Linked DNA regions of Homo sapiens: region 2 is linked to region 1. Evidence: read pairs that join two places in POLR2A ChIA-PET (ENCODE). Cell type or tissue: MCF 10A. All regions are shown on one strand. Links, peaks and the distances in the headings refer to the core of each region. The heading gives the core; the rest is flanking DNA. Region 1 has its middle 16 kb from the start of CST9L. Region 2 overlaps CSTL1 (cystatin like 1).

The links. ChIA-PET counts read pairs that join two places held together with the same protein. Peaks named below come from ENCODE experiments on the same cell type or tissue, not always from the same donor. Only the 100,000 strongest peaks of a DNase experiment are listed, where the experiment ranks them.
Region 2: POLR2A ChIA-PET joins it to region 1 with 5 read pairs; 4 of 35 experiments call an interaction of 5 or more read pairs at or near these places.

What each region holds. Positions count from the first base shown.
Region 1 is chr20:23,579,787-23,589,975 of GRCh38, reverse strand. It overlaps the pseudogene CST9LP2. Among named protein-coding and RNA genes, the nearest start is that of CST9L, 16 kb to the right of the region's middle. RefSeq lists an enhancer at 1-443. In MCF 10A, for the core only: no CTCF peak of the experiment used is centred there; a DNase peak (open chromatin) is centred at 6,245.
Region 2 is chr20:23,444,507-23,454,319 of GRCh38, reverse strand. CSTL1 (cystatin like 1) reads right to left here. Exons shown (of 4, transcript NM_138283.1): 4 at 9,390-9,549. The coding sequence ends at 9,442. CST11 (cystatin 11) reads left to right here and starts at 1,444. Exons shown (of 3, transcript NM_130794.2): 1 at 1,444-1,736; 2 at 2,400-2,504; 3 at 3,731-3,908. The coding sequence starts at 1,509. The coding sequence ends at 3,814. RefSeq lists silencers at 7,428-7,527, 7,548-7,607. In MCF 10A, for the core only: a CTCF peak has its summit at 7,542 (motif pointing right); DNase peaks (open chromatin) are centred at 7,539 and 8,539.

The DNA of each region.
Region 1 (10,189 bases), core at 3,256-8,255:
CCCGTTCTCAGATCTCCAGCTGCGTGCTGGGAGAACCACTGCTCTCTTCAAAGCTGTCAGACAGGGACATTTAAGTCTGCAGAGGTTACTGCTGTCTTTTTGTTTGTCTGTGCCCTGCCCCCAGAGGTGGAGCCTACAGAGGCAGGCAGGCCTCCTTGAGCTGTGGTGGGCTCCACCCAGTTCGAGCTTCCTGGTGCTTTGTTTACCTAATCAAGCCTGGGCAATGGCGGGCGCCCCTCCCCCAGCCTCGCTGCCGCCTTGCAGTTTGATCTCAGACTGCTGTGCTAGCAATCAGCGAGATTCCGTGGGCGTAGGACCCTCCGAGCCAGGTGTGGGATATAGTCTCGTGGTGTGCCGTTTTTTAAGCCGGTCTGAAAAGCGCAATATTCGGGTGGGAGTGACCCGATTTTCCAGGTGCGTCCGTCACCCCTTTCTTTGACTCGGAAAGGGAACTCCCTGACCCCTTGCGCTTCCCAGGTGAGGCGATGCCTCGCCCTGCTTCGGCTCGCGCACGGTGCGCGCACCCACTGGCCTGCGCCCACTGTCTGGCACTCCCTAGTGAGATGAACCCGGTACCTCAGATGGAAATGCAGAAATCACCCGTCTTCTGCATCGCTCACGCTGGGAGCTGTAGACCGGAGCTGTTCCTATTCGGCCATCTTGGCTCGAGAGTCCTATCCAGAGATTCTTAGTCTCTTCTGGGAATTGGTGGAAGTCACCCAGACACAAGACACAGAGCTAGAACCACCGACAGCTGGGATGTGGTCCCTGTGAATATATACTGACAGCCACTTCTCCTCCTCAGGATCCACCTCATCTGCCTTTGCTCTGTCTCGAGAAGAGAGGCACAGGAAGTGTGGAAGTCCCTACCCAAGTTTTCCACATTGTTGTTACTTTGTGTTCAGTCCTATAATGTCCCCAGGGCTATGTTTCATCCCTGACACACTGGGAAAGGTGAGGAATATGTCCAGATGTCTCCCTAGCAGACAAGGAAGTGGTTGCAGTACAGAATAAGGAAGTGCATATCTAACACATTTTTGAACAGATTTATATTTAGTATTCTCTTCTACTATTTCATTTGATTTCAGCTGTAGCCATTTGAAGGCAGCCAAGCAAAAATTGTCATCTCCATGTAAATGAGGCAGAGACAGAGGATGAGGGACTAGGAGATGGAGGATGCAGACCTGGATGAGAACTCACATTTCCAGAGAAGGAGGAAACTTGTGACACTACACTACAATCTATGCTCCTTTTCCTTCCTGGGGCTGAGGCCCAGGGATGCTACTGACTAGGTGTTCCCAGCATGTCCCTGGCTTGGCCTCTGGCACAGGATTTACTTGCAGACCCACCTTGTGACCATACACAGCATTCATGGCTGCGATTCCCTGATTCTTCACTATAAAAATTCCAGAAAGAGAAGTGACCAGGAGGCCAACTTCAGGAGTAGGAATTGATGGTAAGTGTGAGAGAGGAGAGATCTTTCCAAAGCAACAGAGCCCTCAATGCTAGCCCTGTCTGCATGCAAAATCCAAGCACGCAGTTCAAGTCATGCACTGCTTTGAACCCTGGAGATATATTTGTAGCCAGGAAAAATCCTATATTTCGTGAATATTCCTTTCTAGGAGGTATAGAAAACTGTTAAAAGACCCACACATGTAACTTGAGTCAGGCAGGAATTAGTGCATCCTCCCAAGGGCCAGTGCCTTGGAGTGGGCTCCTCTCCCCTTGCTTCATGAAGGAGGGAGCCAGGACAACCCCCACAGTGGGCTCACTCCCCATGAGACCCTGTCCTGGGAGCTGCCTCAGAAATAGTTCTTGAATGAAATGAGTGGGGTGGATTGTTTGGAAGACACTTGTTGGAATCACTGTGGATAAAGCACCTCCTCTGAGCTTCCTTCTGCTGATGGAGTCAGGGTCAAGAGAAGGACCAAGGGTGGGAGCAGACAGGGGAGGTGGTGGGAGGGTCTCAGAGGAAAATCTGCTCAAGTCTGGAGCAAGGCACGGCAGGGCTGTGTGGGTTCCAGAGGCCAGATGGGACAAAGTGCAGCAGCTGTGCCTACCTCAGTGCTGGCAGGCCGCAGGGAGGTCTCCAGGCCTGGCTCTCCCCTCTGCTTTGCCTGAACGCCTATGATCGAGGGGCCACCCTCCCAGCACATCTATGGAGGACAAGTCCCAAGACGATGGTCCAAACGCACCACAGGTCTTGTGTTGGGTCCCCCCAGGCTGACCCTGAAACACAGACTGGTGGGTGCAGGTAGTTTATTTGGAGGTGATCCCAGGGGACACATGTGAGAAAGGGAGACAGAGAAGGGGAAACGCAAGGTGTCTGTTATCAATGGGTCACACTGGGGCCGGGGGTGTTTATTCTGCTGGGGAGCTCTGAGAACCATGTGACATGCACCTCTGAATTGGATGCCCAGAGGCTGGGAGACTGGGACATTCACCTGCCTCCCTCCTGAAGAAGGAGTGTGACTCTCAGACTTGACCTTTCCCACACCACAGGGGTGTACCTGCTCTGCTGGAGGAGCTCCAATTACACGGAGAAAGCCACTAGCCAATCTGGGCACGTCGCAGGTGCATGAGTTGGGAGCTACCCATGTACTGGTACTTGGGATACCAGCGGCAGCTGCACTCAGAAGGCCTGTTAGGTCAGGGGTTGGCAACCATGACCCGAGGGCCAAAAGCAGCCCAGTCTGCTTGTCTCCATGTGTAGACAAAGTCTTGTTGGGACACGACTGCTCTTATTTGTTTATGCACTGTCTATGCTTCTTTCAACATACAAAGGCAGTGCTGGGTAGCTGAGAAAGTGACTATAAGCCTACAAAGACCAAAATAGTTACTCCTTAAATTTTTACAGAGAATGCATGCCGAAGCCTGATCTGGGAGATGTGGACAGGGTGTCCACAGCTGCTGGCTATTCTCAGCTAACACATTAGGTATACATGCACTCTGAGCATTAGTGCAAATGTCACATGGGCTGTGTGGGATTCCCGAGTCCCTGTCCTGCTCCATGTGCACATCCCGTGCGCTGGGAGGCCACCCTCACTGCCCCTCTGCAGCCTGCAAGGGGCCCTGAGATGGCGGCTCAGACGCACCTTAGCTGTGCCTCTGGAAGCCACTCAGGAGGCCCAACAGGGAATAAAAACTTACCCCTGAGAGCCCACGAGGCTGCCCTGCTGAGAATAACTCCATCAACTGCCCAGGCCCCTCTCTCCAGGACACTAGCACACAAAGCTTCTGGAAATGCTGATGTTTAATGACCTATATTCTACATGAGGAACCTGGAGAAGTGTGGAATTTACTTTGACAGCATCTGCATGCCCCGTCATGAATCCAAGGGAATTGTAAATTGAAAAGAACAAACAAATATGGAGCTGGTCAGCTACAGCAGAGCCACCTTTGGAGAACTGCCAGTGTCCACAGAGGTGAGGGCAGCCTGAGCCTGGGCCTGTGGGTGAGAAGCAATCAGGGGAACCCCTCTGAGCAGGTCTTGTTCAGGAGCTCACACTGCATTACCCAGGGCTGGGTCCTAAAAGTGAAGAAGCAGGTGAGCATCTGGGAGGGAAAGCATGGGCGAGGCACTGGGGACAGGGGGCTCAGGAAGCTCATGGCTCCCACTCTGAGCAAAGGATCAATATCCACCTTGCACATTTCCCAAGCTGTCAGTTGAATGCGGCTCTCATCCTCATGTGGGGCCATCCAGCCCCACTCCTGGGACATTTCTTAGCTGCTTCCAGATCTGGGGCTCCCTCTTCACTCAAGGTAACCTGTGTTAGGACCCACTTCCCAGACAGTGGCCTCCTGGGACTCCACAGGCTGGCCTGTGTGATTCATACCCCCAAGAGCACAAAAGTCACTTTGTCTCCCCAGAGCTGCTCTCAGATGTAGGCCAATGTTTAACCTATTAGTTAATCCTTTGATGAGGGGGCCCACCTGTCCTAGGTAGGCTGTCCCCAGAGCTGGGCTTCCCCTTGTCCCCTGTCCCTATCCTCTGGAGCAGGCATTACAGCTCAGCAGGGGCCAGGGCAGGACGAGGGAGGGAGGGCAGTGGGGTCCCTCCTCAGCCTCCACCTGCCTCAGGCTCTGGATTAGGGGAGGGGGACCCTGAGAACTGCACACTCAGAAAGAGGTGATATTGGATCCCCACCACGCTCTTTCTTCAGAAGGCAGACGAAGACTGGGGAGGAAGACCAGAGAGGAAACAGCCTCTACTCAGGCTTAGGAGACTGGGACCCCAGGCGGACAAGAGCAGTCTGAAGGCCATGTGCCCTGGGTACAGGCCACTGCAGTGGCATGACAGGGCAGAGTCAGGAAACTCAGATTGGCCGGGAGCCTACAAGTGGACCCGTGGCTGCCTTCCCCTCTGCACTCCCCACTAAGGCAAAAGCAGGGCAGCCTGGTAGAGGCTGCTGCAGGCTAACTCCTCTAAGTCTCTTTGTCAGCTGCACCTGTGCCCATACCACACCCTATGTGGCATCCACAGCTGTGTCCAGGAGGGAAGATGTTGCCCTGTCTTACATCGTTCAGCTCTGTGCTTTCTTGGAAAGGGCAGTTATCAATGTTGTCTTCAAATTTCCCACACCTAGTTCTCCCCAGCAGTAGCTCCATTGAGAATACGGTCTTGGACTCTATCTAATGTACAGAGAGATTACAGTGAACACGCCCCTCTTTCTGCACCTAAATACCTGAAAGTGAAGATGCTGTCATTGTAGGGAGAGGCCCAAACATGCTACTGCATTAGGGAGCTCACTCATGGGCCTGGCATCAGTTCACTGGAGGTAAAATCTGGGGAACCTTCTCCAGATTAAGGAATTAAGAGCAAAGAGCAGGTGTGTATGGTGGGTCCTGGGGCAGACACAGGCTGAGTCAGACCCCACTAATGTATCCCCTGTCTCCAGCTTCACCTCCACCTCTCCCACGATGAGACACAGCTTCACTCTCAGCAGGCATCTGATCCTGCAACTGCATTCCCAGAGGATGGCGCCACATGCCCGGGAGGGTGTTGGATCTCCAAGAGTTTTCAGGGTAACCTCAGCCCTGGGACAGAGGGAGCCTCATCTACAGCATATTGTCAAAACTTTCACCTGACCTCCAGCAAGAAAAATGACACACAGTGCTCCCATTACACACAGGCACACATCCTTGGGACAATGGCTTCAAGAAATAACATCTGCCCCATTGCAAAATGCACTTTGAAATTTTCCTTGCTCTTCTTTCCACTCAATTCTATTTCTTTCCATTCCATATCCTCCTTCCTCATTCATACATTCTTATCAAACCCCACACTGACTCAGGGACTGCCAGATTCAGGAAGCCACGTGGAAGGCTCCAGCCCAGAGAGCAGGGGGCAGAGAACCAGCCAGGGCATTGCACAGAGTCTTTCCAGAGGCTTAAGCTCTGTGCAGGGTTGGAGTCCCTCTGCCCTTCTTGCAGGATCTTAGTGCTGAAGGAGGAAGAGCAATCCGACTTCTCCCTCCTAACCAAAAGTGCTCCATTGGGAGATCATTTTCATTGTCCATACCTGCAGCCCAGATAAACAGTGCATTCCTGATTGCATTCTGTAGTGACTTGATTAAAAGAAAATCATTTAGGATTGAAAGCTGTGGTCTGAGAAAGAGTGTAAAAAACCCTTCAGTTCATTAAGTGCAGACCCACCAAGGAGCTCAGAGCAGGTGGAAATCAGAGAAGAGGAACTGACCGCACAGCAGCCTCTCAGGACTGATGGGGGTTCCTTATTGCTTCTGAATCTGCATCTCTCACTCTCTCTCTCACTCTGTCTCCAGTTTTCCCATTTTTCTAAGTATCTGTTGTCATTTTATGTCTTTGACATAAAATTTGAAGTACTTCTCAATCTGTCTTTATGGACATTTTTAGTCCATATATTTTTTTTAACTCAGTAGCTTCATCTCTTTAGTAGTCCTTATTTTGAAGTCATTCTTCAGTTGAATGTCATAGAAAAGATGAAGATTGAAAAAATGTTTTAAGCACTATTAATTAGATTTGAATAAGTTCTTAGATGTTTCAAAGTAAAATGTTTTCTAAAAACTTAAAATTACTAAACTAGATATTATACCTTACTATACTATAGACCTCAAATTTTACCTTGTTATGGACTACAAATGATAAACCAGGACTCCTTAATTAGACACCACACCCCTATCCATTATTGGTAGCAAGTAAGGGAGGGCTGGGAAGGAAAGGATGTGGTTACCAACCTTCTTCCTCTAGGAACTCAGAACATGCACCAGCTTGTAGGCATATGAGTCCATGCTCTGCAGGTGGAATGTGTGTGACACACACATTCCACCATGGCAGGGAAGTATTCAGCCATGAGTATTTGGTCTACATTGTTCTTGTGTTTTTTGGCAGAGTCAGGAAAGAAGAGAGAGGAAAGGAAAAAGAGATAAAGAAATAAAAATATTAGTAATGAAAAAGGGCAGACCTCTAGAGACATAGAATATAAATTAATATGCATATGAAAACACCATGCACAGAAAATACATTTTAGACTAAACCTCCAATCATGATACATAAAATAATAAACTGATAAATTATTTCTTATCAAAATTAAAAGCTTTTGCTCAGTGAAAACCCATGTGAGGAGGATGGAAAGACAAACTACAGAGTGGGAGAAAATATTTGCAAATCATATATCCATCAGACAACTAGTATCTAGTATATGTAATAAACTCTCAAAACTCAACAGTAAAAAAGTTGGTTGTGGCACATGTTCTCATTCACAAGTAGGAATTGAACAATGAGAACACATGGACACAGGGAGAGGAACATCACACACCAGGGCCAGTCAGGGGGTGGGGGGCAAGGGGAGGGAGAACATTAGGACAAATACCTAATGCATGCAGGGTTTAAAACCTAGATGACGAGTTGATGGGTGCAGCAAACCACCATGGTACATGTATATCTGTGTAACAAAACTGTATGTTCTGCACGTGTATCACAGGACGTAAAGCATAATAAATAAATAAGAAAAACCAAATCCTGATTTTGAGATCTATCCATATTGTTACTTATAAACCTAATAAATTTATTTAAACAGCTAAAACAAAATCTGTGATGGATCATCATGGCAGACAGGAGACAGGACTAGATTACAGCTCTGAACAGAGCAGCGTGTGGAAGCTCACGCTGTGAATTCTAGCTCCAGATTGACTGCAAGAACAATCCAGCAATCCCAAGAGGATCCACAGACCCTCTCAAAGAAGCAAATTGCTCCTGCAGGACCCAGGAGACACCTCAAATACTATGAGTGCTCCAACTGCAAAAGTGGGAAAGGGAAACCCTCCTCTCTTGAACTCACACCCCCAATGGAGAAACTGAAGGTCTGTTGGTGAGATAAGTTTCCTACCTTACCTGGGGCTGAGTCAATTTAGAGAGCAGAGTGAAATACAGGGGTAGAGGAAGCAGCAGAAAGACCCTGGGAGCTTGTTGGGCCCCCCAAGTAGGACATTCCTGCCTGACACCACAGGGATCCACTGGGAAGACTGCCAGAAGAGTGGTGGGGCAAGACTCCATAGGAAGAAGGAAATCTCTAGCTGAACTGTGTAACAATTTGAATGGGTGAGAAGCCTCCTGGCCAGAACTCAGGAAAGGGTGCAAATCCGGTGTGTAGACTCCACAGGCAAGGGAAGAACCAAGCCCTTTTCTTTCACAGCCTGGAGGTGAGTAGCCTGGGGCAAGTTCTCAAGCTCATTTTGCCCACCACCTAGAAACAGACTTGGGGCTATTGTGGGGGTTACAGTGGGAGTGAGACCAGCCCTTCAGTTTGCGTGGGAGCTGGGTGAGGCCTGTGACTGCCGGCTTTCCCCCACTTCCCTGACAACCTGCATGACTCAGCAAAGGCAGCCAATAATCCTCCTAGGTACACAACTCCAGTGACCTGGGAGTCTAACCTCCATCCCCAACAGCAGCCGCAGCAAGACCCGCCCAAGGACAGTCTGAGCGCAGACACGCCTAGCCCCGCCCCCACCTGATGGCCCTTCCCTACCCACCCTGGTGGAGGAAGACAAAGGGCCTATACTCTTGGGAGTTCTAGGGCCCTGCCCACCGCTGGTCCCTCTCCACACTACTATAGCTGATGCTTTCTGGAAAGCGCCACCTCTCTGCAGATGGCCAATCAGCACAAAAATAGAGCATTAAACCACTAAATCTAACAACCCTCACAGAGTCCAATGTACCCCCACCCCCACCACTTCTACCAGAGCAGGTGATGATATCCACGGCTGAAAGACCCATAGACAGTTCACATCACAGGACTCTGTGTAGACAACCCCAGTACCAGCCCAGAGCTTGGTAGACTCGCTGGGTGGCTAGACCTAGAAGAGAGACAACAAACACTGCATTTCGGCTCACAGGAACAAACACTTCCCTCTTTTATGGGAAAAGAGGGGAGGGCTACATCAAGTGAACACCCTGTGGGACAAAATAATCTGGACAACAGCCATCAACCCTAGACCTTCCCTCTGATAGAGCCTACCCAAATGAGAAGAAATCAGAAAACCAACCCTGGTAATATGACAAAACAAGGCTCTTTAACACTCCCCCTAAAATCACACTAGTTCACCAGCAATGGATCCAAACTAAGAAGAAATACATGATTTATCTGAAAAAGAATTCTGGAATTCAGTTATTAAGCTAATTGGAAAGGCACCAGAGAAAAGAGAAGCCCAATGCAAGGAAATCCAAAAAACAATACAAGAAGTCAAGGGAGAAATATTCAAGAAAATAGATAGTTTAAAGAAAAAACAATAAAAGATTTTGGAAACTTTGGACACCCTCTTAGAAATGTGAAATGCTCTGGAAAGTCTCATCAACAAAATTAAACTAGTAGGAAAAAGAAATTCAGAGCTCGAAGAAAAGGTCTTAGAATTAACCCAATCCAACAAAGACACAGACAAAAGAATAAGAAAATATAAACAAACACTCCAAGAAGTCTGGGATAATGTTAAATGACCAAACCTAAGAATAATTGATGTTCCTGAGGAAGAAGAGAATTCTAAAAACTTGGAAAACATATTTTGGGGAATAATTGAGAAAAACTTCCCTGGCCTTCCTAGAAACCTAGACATCCAAATACAAGAAGCACAAATAACACCTAGGAAATTCATTATTCAAAAAAGATACTTGCACACGCATGTTTATAGCAGCACAATGCACAATTACAAAATAGTGGAACCAACCCAAATGCCCATCAATCAATAAGTGGATAAAGAAACTGTGGTATATATATGCAATAGAATATTACTCAGCGATAAAAAAGACTGAATTAACAGCATTTGCAGTGACCTGGATGAGATTGGAGACTATTTATTCTAAGTAAAGTAACTCAGGAATGGAAAACCCAACATCGTATGTTCTCACGGACATGTGGGAGCTCAGCTATGAGGACACAAAGGCATAAGAATGATACAATGGACTTTGGAGACTTGGGGGGAAGAGTGAGAAGGGGATGAGGGGTAAAACACTGCAAATATGGTGCAGTGTTTACTGCTCAGGTGATGGGTACACCAATATCTCACAAATCACCACTAAAGAACTTACTCATGTAACCAGATATCACCTGTACCCCAATAACTTATGGAAAAAATACAAAATATATATAAATAAAAAATAAAAAGAACTTAAGAGCTCAAAGACAGAGCTTTCAAATTAACCCAATCAGACAAGGACAAAAAAAAAATTAAAGAACAAGGCTTCAAGAAACTTTGGATTATATTAAGTGGCCAAACCTAAAAACTACTGGTGTTCCTGAAGAGGAGGAGAAATCTAAAAGTCTAGAAAACTTATTTGAGAGACTATGTGAAAAAAACTTACCTGCCCTTGCTAGAGATCTAGACATCCAAATACAAGAAGATAAAATAACACCTGAAAAAAATCATCACAAAAAGATTATCACCTAGCACATAGTCATCAGGTTATATAAAGTCAAGATGAAGGAAATAATCTTAAGAACTGTGACAAAAAGCCATCAGGTAACCAATAAAGGAAAACCTATCAGATTAACAGTAGATTTCTCAGCAGAAACCTTACATGCCAGAAGGCACTGGGGTCCTATCTTTAGCCTCCTGAAACAAAATAATTGTCAGCCAAGAATTTTGTATCCAAAAAACTAAGCTTCACAAATGAAGGAGAAATAAAATCTTTTTTGCATAAACAAATGCTGAGAGAATTT
Region 2 (9,813 bases), core at 4,802-9,801, 140 kb after region 1:
TTCAGTGTGAGTGTGGGTGTGTAATGTAGGTGTGTGTATCTGTGTGTTGTGTGTCTGTGTGTTTCAATGTGAGTGTGGGCATGTACGTGTAGGTGTGTGTTGTGTGTCTATATGTTTCAGTGTGAGTGTCATTGTGTATGTGTAGATGTGTGTGTAGTATGTGTGTTTCAGTGTGAGTGTGGTTGTGTACATGTAGGTGCGTGTGTCTCTGTGTGTTGTGTGTGTGTTTCAGTGTGTATGTGTGCATGTGTGGCGGTATGTGTGTGTGTTGTGCATCTGTGTTTTTCACTGTGAATGTGGATGTATACATGTAGGTGTGTGTGTCTGTATATTTCAGTGTGAGTGTGGATAGGTATGTGTCTCTGTGTGTTGTGTGTCTGTGTTTCAGTGTGAGTGTGACTGTGTGTGTAGGTATGTGTATGTGTTGTGTGTCCGTGTGTTCGGGTGTGAATGTGGCTATGCAGCAAGTGTGTCTGTGAGGGAAGGCTGAGCAGGGGTGTCAGGAAAGAGGCCCTGGCTTCCTGGTTCCTGGCATCCCCTGGAGGCACATGAGGAAGCCTCGAAACAGGCGTTGGGTGTGCCCAGGGCTCCTCCCCGGGTTCCCACACAGGAGCCATCACTGCACATTTTTATATCGCATCTTCCCAAAAGACACCATAACAGGCCTTCTAGGAATCGAACATAACCGCACTAAGCCTGCATTCTGTGTGCCGTGGGACACAAGCTCCAGCCTCCACCCACCAGTGGCTTCTTCCTTCTCTAACTGGCAGCCAAGTCTGGGGACTCCCATCAGGTCCCCAGGATGGGACCTTTAGGAGACCAGAATGTCCAACCAGAAAGCTCCCTGTGTCTCACACCTGAAGCTTCCTCGCCACTGCCTCCTCCTCCAAAACATGCAAGTCCAGCGGAGGCCACTCTAGGACTTGTCGGTACTGGGGAATCGTCGGTGTCAGAGTTGACTCTCCCTCCCTTCACACCTTTCTGTAGGGTGCCTCTGCTCCTTTGTCCTCTAAGGGAGGGGATTTTCCAGAACTCGTCTCCAGGAACCAGGCTGGGGGAGAGTGGCTTCCGGTGCAGGCGGCCCCTCCCCACAGTGCCCACCCCCCACTGCTCACCTATGAATGCGCCAGTCCTGGCATCCAATCTCCCCGTGTCTCCAGCAGCTACCATCCTCCAGGACTCCCAGGGGCCCTCGCCTGGCTCCCACCAAGACAATGCTGGGTCCACAGAAGCCTGTGTGTTGCTGAGGGAGCAGCCCCTCAAAAGAGAAAATGTGTGTGTTATCCTGTGTGTGTGTGGCATGAACTTATGCAAAAACCATTGCACAGTCTCTTGCTGCTCTCCCCTCGAGTTCAGCTGCTGATGAAGGGGGAGGAGGAGGAGAGGAGAGCTGTGGGTGTCCACCACCAGCTGCTCTTAAATCCTGCCAGGGCAGGTAGGGTCAGTGTGATTCGACTTGTCCCTGAGGAGTACAGAGAACACTCTTCCTGTTCCTCTGCAGCTGAAGGATGATGGCTGAGCCCTGGCAGGCCCTACAGCTCCTGTTGGCCATTCTATTGACTCTGATGGCCCTCCCCTACCAAGCAAGGAAGAAAACCTTTCTAAGCGTCCATGAAGTGATGGCAGTAGAAAACTATGCGAAGGACAGCTTGCAGTGGATCACCGACCAGTATAACAAGGAAAGTGATGACAAGTACCACTTCAGGATCTTCCGAGTCCTTAAAGTCCAGAGGCAGGTGAGTGTATGACTTCCCGCCTCTCCCCAGGCCTGATACGCCCACATCGGGTGGCCACTGGTGTCAGGAATAGTCCCACTCAAGGGAAATTCAACCTTGCTTAGCTTGATGTGAGCACTTTAAGAGAAGCATAAATTCACTAGGGTGATGAAATTAAGGCACTTAAACAAAACCCAGGACCAGGGATCCTCAGCACATTACATCCCAAGGGCCAAAACTGCCTGCCGCCCACTTTTGTAAGTCGTGTTCTTGTGACCTAGCCATGAGCATGCCTGTGCTTTGTCTGCCACTGCTTGCTGCTGCCACACTCATGCCGAACTGAGTAGTTACAGAGACCACATGGCCAATAAAACGTAAGATGTTTACTATGTAGCCCTTTACGGAAAAAGTTTACAGACCCCTATCCAGAATCACTAGCGTCACTTGCATTACCCAAGGGATAGATTTGCCCAGGGGGAAAGTTCATGTTTCTGATGGTTTCTGGTTAATTCTCTTGGAATGACAAAAACAATCATGAGTCAAATAGAGGAGAGAGGAGCCCGCTAATCCGCCTAGGACCAGCTCCTTGCCCTTGGACGTGGGGTAGCGGAGCCCCCAGGCACAGAAACCGCAGACAGGGGAGAAGGGGACAAGCTGTGCCTCCCCCACGCCTGGCGCCCACAGGTCACTGACCACCTGGAGTATCACCTGAATGTGGAAATGCAGTGGACCACCTGCCAAAAGCCAGAGACCACGAACTGTGTCCCCCAGGAAAGGGAGCTTCACAAGGTATTGGGTAAAAGCACTTTAACGTAGACAGAAGTCCTTTTCAGTGAGGTTTTTCTGTGGCTTTAGAATGAGTTGGGAAGAATTAATTGGAATTTACTCAAGCTGGCTTGAAAAGAATGCATGGGTAACACCTCCTTCCTCAGAGAGGGAAAGCAAAGGTGGAGACAGCCGAGATGCTGCTCCTTTGTTGCTGGAAGGAGTGTGAGGAGGCTGAACATGTCCAGAGAGAGGAGTTGAGGTGGCCGAGCTGCAGGGGCACACTCTGGGGCGAGGGAAGCAGACAATTCCTAATATTTAAGCAGCCTGTGGGAGGGACCTGTCAGGTGCGCTGACTGAATACCTCAGAGTCAACATGACAAGGCCGCGCAAGTGCTGGGCTCCTGTCCTCTCTCATTTCATCCAGCCATGTTCATCCAGGGGGAGGAGGAGGTGAGGAAACAAGTTCAGAAATGATTTGACTGGTGGGTGAGGGTGGATGAGGGGCACAAACTTGCATGCGTGTGCTCTGCTGGGAAGCCACCACCCCCGAAGGCAGCTCCAGCTCCAACAGGCCTTCATCCCACCTGGCACTGGCCCATCTGTGGGAGATGGTGCAATGGACAGATGGATGAAGAAATGAAGCAAGGCTGCATGCACTGAGGGAGAGGAAGCAAAGTCAGGAAGTAAAGATGGATGGGTGGATGGAAGGAGGGATAAATGGAAGAATGAATGGAGATGGATGAGGGATGAATGGAAGGATGGATGAATGGGTTGATGGGTCGACAGATGGGTAAATGGATGGATGGGGGATGGACTGAAGGATAAATGGATGGACAAATGGATGGATGGACATATGGGTAGATGAATGGAGGGATAAATAGATGGTTGGAAGAATGGGTGGATGAATAAATGGAGCCAAGAGAGGACAAATAAGGGAAGAAGTGAAGTTTAAAAAAATGAGTAAAAATGAAGAGGGAAAAAAGAATCAGCAGTACCCATGGTGAATATGGGCTGCGCAGACACTTTATTTCTAAATATCTTGTTTGATATTTATTTTGATTTCAGCCGCTTGATAGTAACATTGCTGGGATCATTCCAGAAAATGTCCTTCTGTTTGTGGTCAAATAGGATTGTAGGGGTGGAGAGGTGGTAGCCTTTTCTCCATCTTCGTGTCTTACATCCTCTTCCTTCTCCTTTTAAATTTCACCTGGCGTCTTTTAAAATATTGCCTTTGTTTTTTGTTTTAGCAAGTCAACTGCTTCTTCTCAGTGTTTGCTGTACCCTGGTTTGAACAGTACAAAATTTTGAACAAAAGCTGCAGCAGTGACTAGGTGTCCTGGAGTGTACAACTGCGGCCACTGCATGTGAGAGAATCCTGCAATGGGCAATAATCCTTAATATAGGCAATAAATGTTTGTCAACATATTCTCTTAAGATCGTGATTCCACTTTTTTTCTTTTTCTTTTTATCCAAATTCTTCAGCTCATAGTAATAATCTGAAAGTCTGCTGGGCCAGGGCAGTTTGGGGGTCCAAATGAGGTGACCTACATTATTCCTGACCTTATCACCTATGCCTTCATGGTAGCAGAACTTCAATTTCATTCTCATATCAGGCAAGATTTTAAGATTCTTTAGATTTTAAAATAGTATGGAGAAACTGAGAAGCAGAATAAGGAGAGGGAAGAAGCTCAAAGCAACTGAACAGCCAAGAGACATTTGCAAGTATGGCCTGTGATGGCACGTCTGAGGGGCCCAATGAAGATCACCCTCTCTCCTTACCTAAAGTGTGAAATAAGAAGAAATCACCAAAGAACTAAGAAAGACAAGGCCTTTGCTACTGATATGATAACCAGGTTGAGAGATGTGCCTTATTTTTGCAAGCAAGTGCACTTTCTAATTGCAAACTCCAGAATTAGACTTCTGCCCCCTTGCACGAGCAACACTGGACCAAACCAGGTCTGTCTATAAATAAATTCCTCTCCTAGAGGAGCAAAGGGACATATGTGCCCCCCGTGAAGGAGGCAGACCTGGTGACAATGCCCAGTTCATTCTTCCCAAACAGACCAGTCAGATTAATCCCAGCAGGAGAGGAAGTCCTGAGGACAGGGAGAAGCCAGGAGTCCTCTGTTCAAGGGGCTTTCTTTCCACAGAAGGCACAGCAGCCACGGGAGGAAGCATCCCCCAACTCCGCAGCCTGATTCAAGGTCTCAGATGATGTCACCGGGCTTACCCCACTCCACTTCCTCCTCCATGTGGTTGCAGGGAGGCTGCCAGCAGCTCAATGGGTTAGGTGTGTCCTCCTTCACATCCAGTAAGAAAGGGAGGAAGATCTTGTTCCCAAGAGCTCAAGCAAAAGCCTTGGGTTTAATACAACAGGTGAGGTCTAGGGACACCATAGCAAACACACACACATATACACACACACATACACACACACACATACACACGGCATTACAGCATTCATTTCCCTGCGGGGAGAGGGAGTTGGGGTATTTATCCAACAGTTCAGTTCCCATCAGTATTGGCTCTTAGGGGGCATGAATTCCCTAGTACCTCTGGCCTGAGGCAGCTCCAGGGCAGAGTAAGCGGCAGAGACGGTGCACAAATAAAAGGGCACAGGGAAGTCAAGCTGGCATGCACAGAAAGTGTGAGATTTGAGAGACTATAGGCAGAGCACCAACAGGAGAGCTCCTGCATGTGTGAACTGTGAGCTGAGATGCACGTCAGCAACACCAGTTCTCACCAAGATGGGATTGGCTTTGAAAGAACAAATAATTTATTTTTGGCTTTTACTCTCCCTGTTGAAGTGCTGGAATGCCCAGAACCCTGTTTCAGCGGGGCCCAGGTGGGGTTTCCCTCCGCCAACTGCCTGGGATGATGCTAACCTACAATGTCTTCATCTTTAACTGAGAATAACAGTACCTACTCCTTGAGGCAGTTGTAAAGATTGATGATGATAATGCATATAAATTGCTTAACACAGTGCCTAACACGAAGCAGGCATTCAAATAAATATTAACCATTAGGAAGAATGCTGGCAGTGGCAGTGGTAGTAATTTAATACCAGTCAACAGTCAACACTTTTCTGACATTTTTTGCTATGGTGTCCCCAAGGCAGGCATTACTATTTTTGGGGAGATTAAAAAGAGAAGGTGGAACATTTATGCCCATTAATCTCTTGGATTTCTCAGCCAACGTTGTGGGGGCTTTCTTTGAAGTTTTTTAAAAAATTAGTATATATTTCCAGGAAGTTACAAAGGTAGTAGAGAGAAGTCCTCTGTGTCCTTCCTCTAGTTTCCCCTAATGGTTACATCTTATCACATCACAGAAAAATATCACAATTAGGAAGCCAACATTGGTACTGTGTGTGTGCCATTTAGTCACACGTGTACATTCGTGTAACCAGCACCATGCTCAAGACACAGCACTGCTCCATCGCCGGAGAGCTCTGCTGTGCTGCCTCCCTGTACTCAGCCAGGGCCTGGGTGCCCACTCCTGTCTCAATGCTGGCTCAGGCCCACCATTCCTGTTTGCTAGTTATGAAAGCAAGGTGAGCGGGTGGGGTGGGAGAGTTCACTTTAAAAAATTCAAAGTAATGCCATAAAGTTTGGTAAAACATTATAAAAAGAATAGAGTGTCAATATGAAATTGTGTTTAAAGAGATAGAAATACACATTGGGTAGAGTGTGCACTGCTCAGGTGAGAGGTGTGCCAAAATCTCAGAAATCACCACAGAAGATGTTATCTATGTAACCAAACAGCACCTGTTCCCAAAAACCCATTGAAATAAAATAATAATAACAATAATAATAATAAGAGATGACTCTAAAGTTGGAAAGCAAAAAAAAGATAGAAATAGTACAATTAGACCATATAAATAAAAGATGTTCAAAAAGTAAGAACTTAGAGGTTGAACAAGATTTAAATCGATAAGTAAGTAACATTAGAAAAACAAATTAGGTAAAAAACAAACAATGTTTAAAAGTCTTGAGCAAAAAATAGCTAAAGGCTAAACATAAGCACATCCTATTACCAACTAACTCTTAGGCATATATCCAATAGAAACACATGTATGTGGCCAGGCACGGTGGCTCATGCCTGTAATCCCAGCACTTTGGGAGGCCGAGGCGGGTGGATCGCCTGAGGTCAGGTGTTTGAGACCAGCCTGGCCAACATGGTGAAACCCCATCTCTACTAAAAATACAAAAACATTTAGCTGGGCATGGTGGCAGGCACCTGTAATCCCAGCTACTTGGGAGGCTGAGGCAGGAGAATCACTTGAACCTGGGAGGCAGAGCCAAGATCGTGCCACTGCACTGCGGCCTGGGCAACAAGAGTGGAACTCTGTCTCACAAAAAAAAAAAAAAAAGAAAAAGAAAAGAAAAGAAGTACATGTAATGTGTCCAGCATTAGACAGGCACACTCACGCTTGTTAATAGCTATTGTTCTTAGAAGCTGAAAACGACCCAAAAGTACATTATCAGTACAATAGATAAATTGTGGTATATTTACACAAAGCAATTCTATACAATAAAGAAAGTGAACTATAACTACACACGACCACACGGATGTATTGAATTCAAGAAGCCAGAAACAAAAGAATATATATTGTATGACTCCATTTCTAAAAATGCAACCAACAAGCTGTGTTAAGTTAGGATGTTAGAATCTGGACAGAGGCTGCCTTTGGAGGCTCTTCATCTATAAAGTGGAGAAAAAGTTGCCATTTCGTAGGGTGGTCATGATGATCAAATAGGATAATGTGGGCAGCAGGCCAGTGCTGGTCACCCAGTCAGCCCTCAATTAGCTTAGATTTGCAGGACTGGGTGCTTTCTGGCCTTTTTGTTTTTGTGACGTTTGTGGGGAGGTTGTTTTTGTGGGGTTTTTTGCGCAGGAATTCCACCTCCTTTAACTCTCTTCCTCCATCCTCTCTTCTCCCTCAGGCCTTGCTGTCAAGTTTGAGGTTCTTGCTCTATGTTTATTCTTCCCCTTTAGCAATACTCCCTCAAGTTGCCATTATGACCAGCTGGTGGCGCTGGTGCCTGGGAAGAGGCTGAATGGTCAAGTGGTACAATAGGCACACTGTCAGCCATTGTCTGTGGCTATTAGACCATTTCTGGTCTAACATGCACCTTCTCTAATCGACTGTCAGCCAGAGAAGAGGAGAAAACACAGGTCTTATTTAAGCAGCCATCAGAACATGGGAGGCTCAATGACTCAGTGTGCAGAAATGAGTTCGCACGGCCCGCCTGAACTGCTGTCCTTAGAAAGGCTGCTTGCAGGCTGGGCGCAGTGGCTCACGCTTGTCATCCCAGCACTTTGGGAGGCGGAGGCGGGTGGATCACCAGGTCAGGAGATCAAGACTATCCTGGCCAACATGGTGAAACCCTGTCTCTACTAAAAATACAAAAAAATTAGCTGGGCGTGGCAGTGCACGCCTGTAGTCCCAGCTACTAGGGAGGCTGAGGCAGAAGAATTGGTTGAACCTGGGAGGCGGAGACTGCAGTGAGCCAAGATCGTGCCACGGCACTCCAGCCTGGCGACAGAGCGAGACTTCGTCTCAAAAAAAAGAAAAAAAAAAAAGAAAGAAAGGCTGCTTGCAAGGCTGGCCTTGGATGGAGTTTGAGAACTTGGAGGGTCAACAGTTCCCTACACTGATAGAAAACTTTTCCTGCATGAGAAGAGGGCCTCAGTGTGTTTACATTCTCTGTACAGCAGTGAGGTTGACATTGAACCCCTGCTATCCTCTGGGAGTCTGGAATTTTGGCACGTGCCAGGCAGAGACTACCTTCATGACCAGTCCCCGGTAAAAACCCTGGCTGCTGGGTCTTAAGGAGCTTCCTTGTGACACATACTGCCACAGCTCACTTCTGGGGGAATTGAGCGTGCTCTGTGTGACGGCACCGAGAGAGAACTCTGGAAGCTCCTGGCTGGTTTTCTCCTGACCTAGCGCCATGCACCTTTTGCCTTTGCTGGTTTTGCCCTGTGTCCCATTGCTGTCATATCACAGCCATGAGAATGACTCTAGGCTAAGTCCTGTGAGTCCTCTAGTGAGTCACTCAATGTGAATTTGGTATTGGGAATCTCAGACACACTCACAAAAATGTGTGTGAGTCACAGTGTTGTGTGTGTGCTGGGAAGAAATAGGGCTCCCCACACTAGGGTCAGAGCTCAGGGACATGCTAAATTCAGAAAAGCCATAGAGATGTGGGGTGGCGTAGAAAGAATGATGAGGTTTCCCCAATGATTATGAACATTCTGTTCTAATTGCATCAGCTGGGTGGGTGCGGTAGCTCACGCCTATAATCCCAACACTTTGGGAGACTGAGGCAGGAGGATTACTTGAGCCCAGGAGTCCATGACCAGCCTAGGCAAGAAAGGGAGATATTGTCTCCACAAAAAAAGTGTTTTAAAAAATTAGCTGGACAAAGCGGTGTGCACCTGTAATCTCAGCTACTTGGGAGGCTAAGGTGAAAGAATCACTTGAGCCCGGGGAAGTCAAGGCTTCAGTGAGCTCCACTTTAGCGGAGGCTTCAGTGATTGCGCCACTTCTCTCCAGCCTGGGCAACAGAGCAAGACTGTGTCTCAAAAAAAAAAAAAAAAAAGAAAGAAAGAAAGGAAAAGAAAGAAAAGATTGCACCAACCCCTGAAGACCACTGAATGTGTGTGCGAGTGAGTGTGCATGTGCTTGACATGTAGGAGTGAGTGGGTGGGCGGGTGGATGAGTGTGTGAGGCTGTTAAAGTGAATGTGCATGTATGTGAGTGGTGAGAGTGTGAGGGTGTCGTGAGTATGAGCATTGTGTGTGTGGGTTGTGAAGGTAAGTATGTGCAAGTGTGTGTACGTGTACACTCTGTGTGTGCATGTGTGTGTGTGCATGTGTAATAAGACCCCAATGAGGGAGACATGATCCTTTACAGTTTAATAACAGCCAGTGCACAACTCAATCATATGAGCCCTCATCTGAGGTTTCTGCCCACATGCTCGGCCTCCAGACAGGAATTGTTCCAGAGCTGGAAATAGTTTATCCAGGGCATGGTGTATATCAAAGACTCGCAAATTAAACTCTGTAGAAGAAGAAAGAAAACAGACTTTGGGGGAAGTATTTTTCAAAGGCAAGCAACAGGCACCTGTTCCCCAGGTCTCTCCCTGTGGCTGCTCATGAACCCCATGGGCAGAGAGGGGAGCTGCCCACAGTCAAGGGTAGAAACAGAAAGGAGTGCCAGTCTGGAACAGGAATGTCACCCTGTCTTCCCCCTACCCAGCCACTTGGGACCCACAGCAGGTGAACCTGGAGTCTATGGCCTGGCCGGACCCTGTCATGTGGGCCA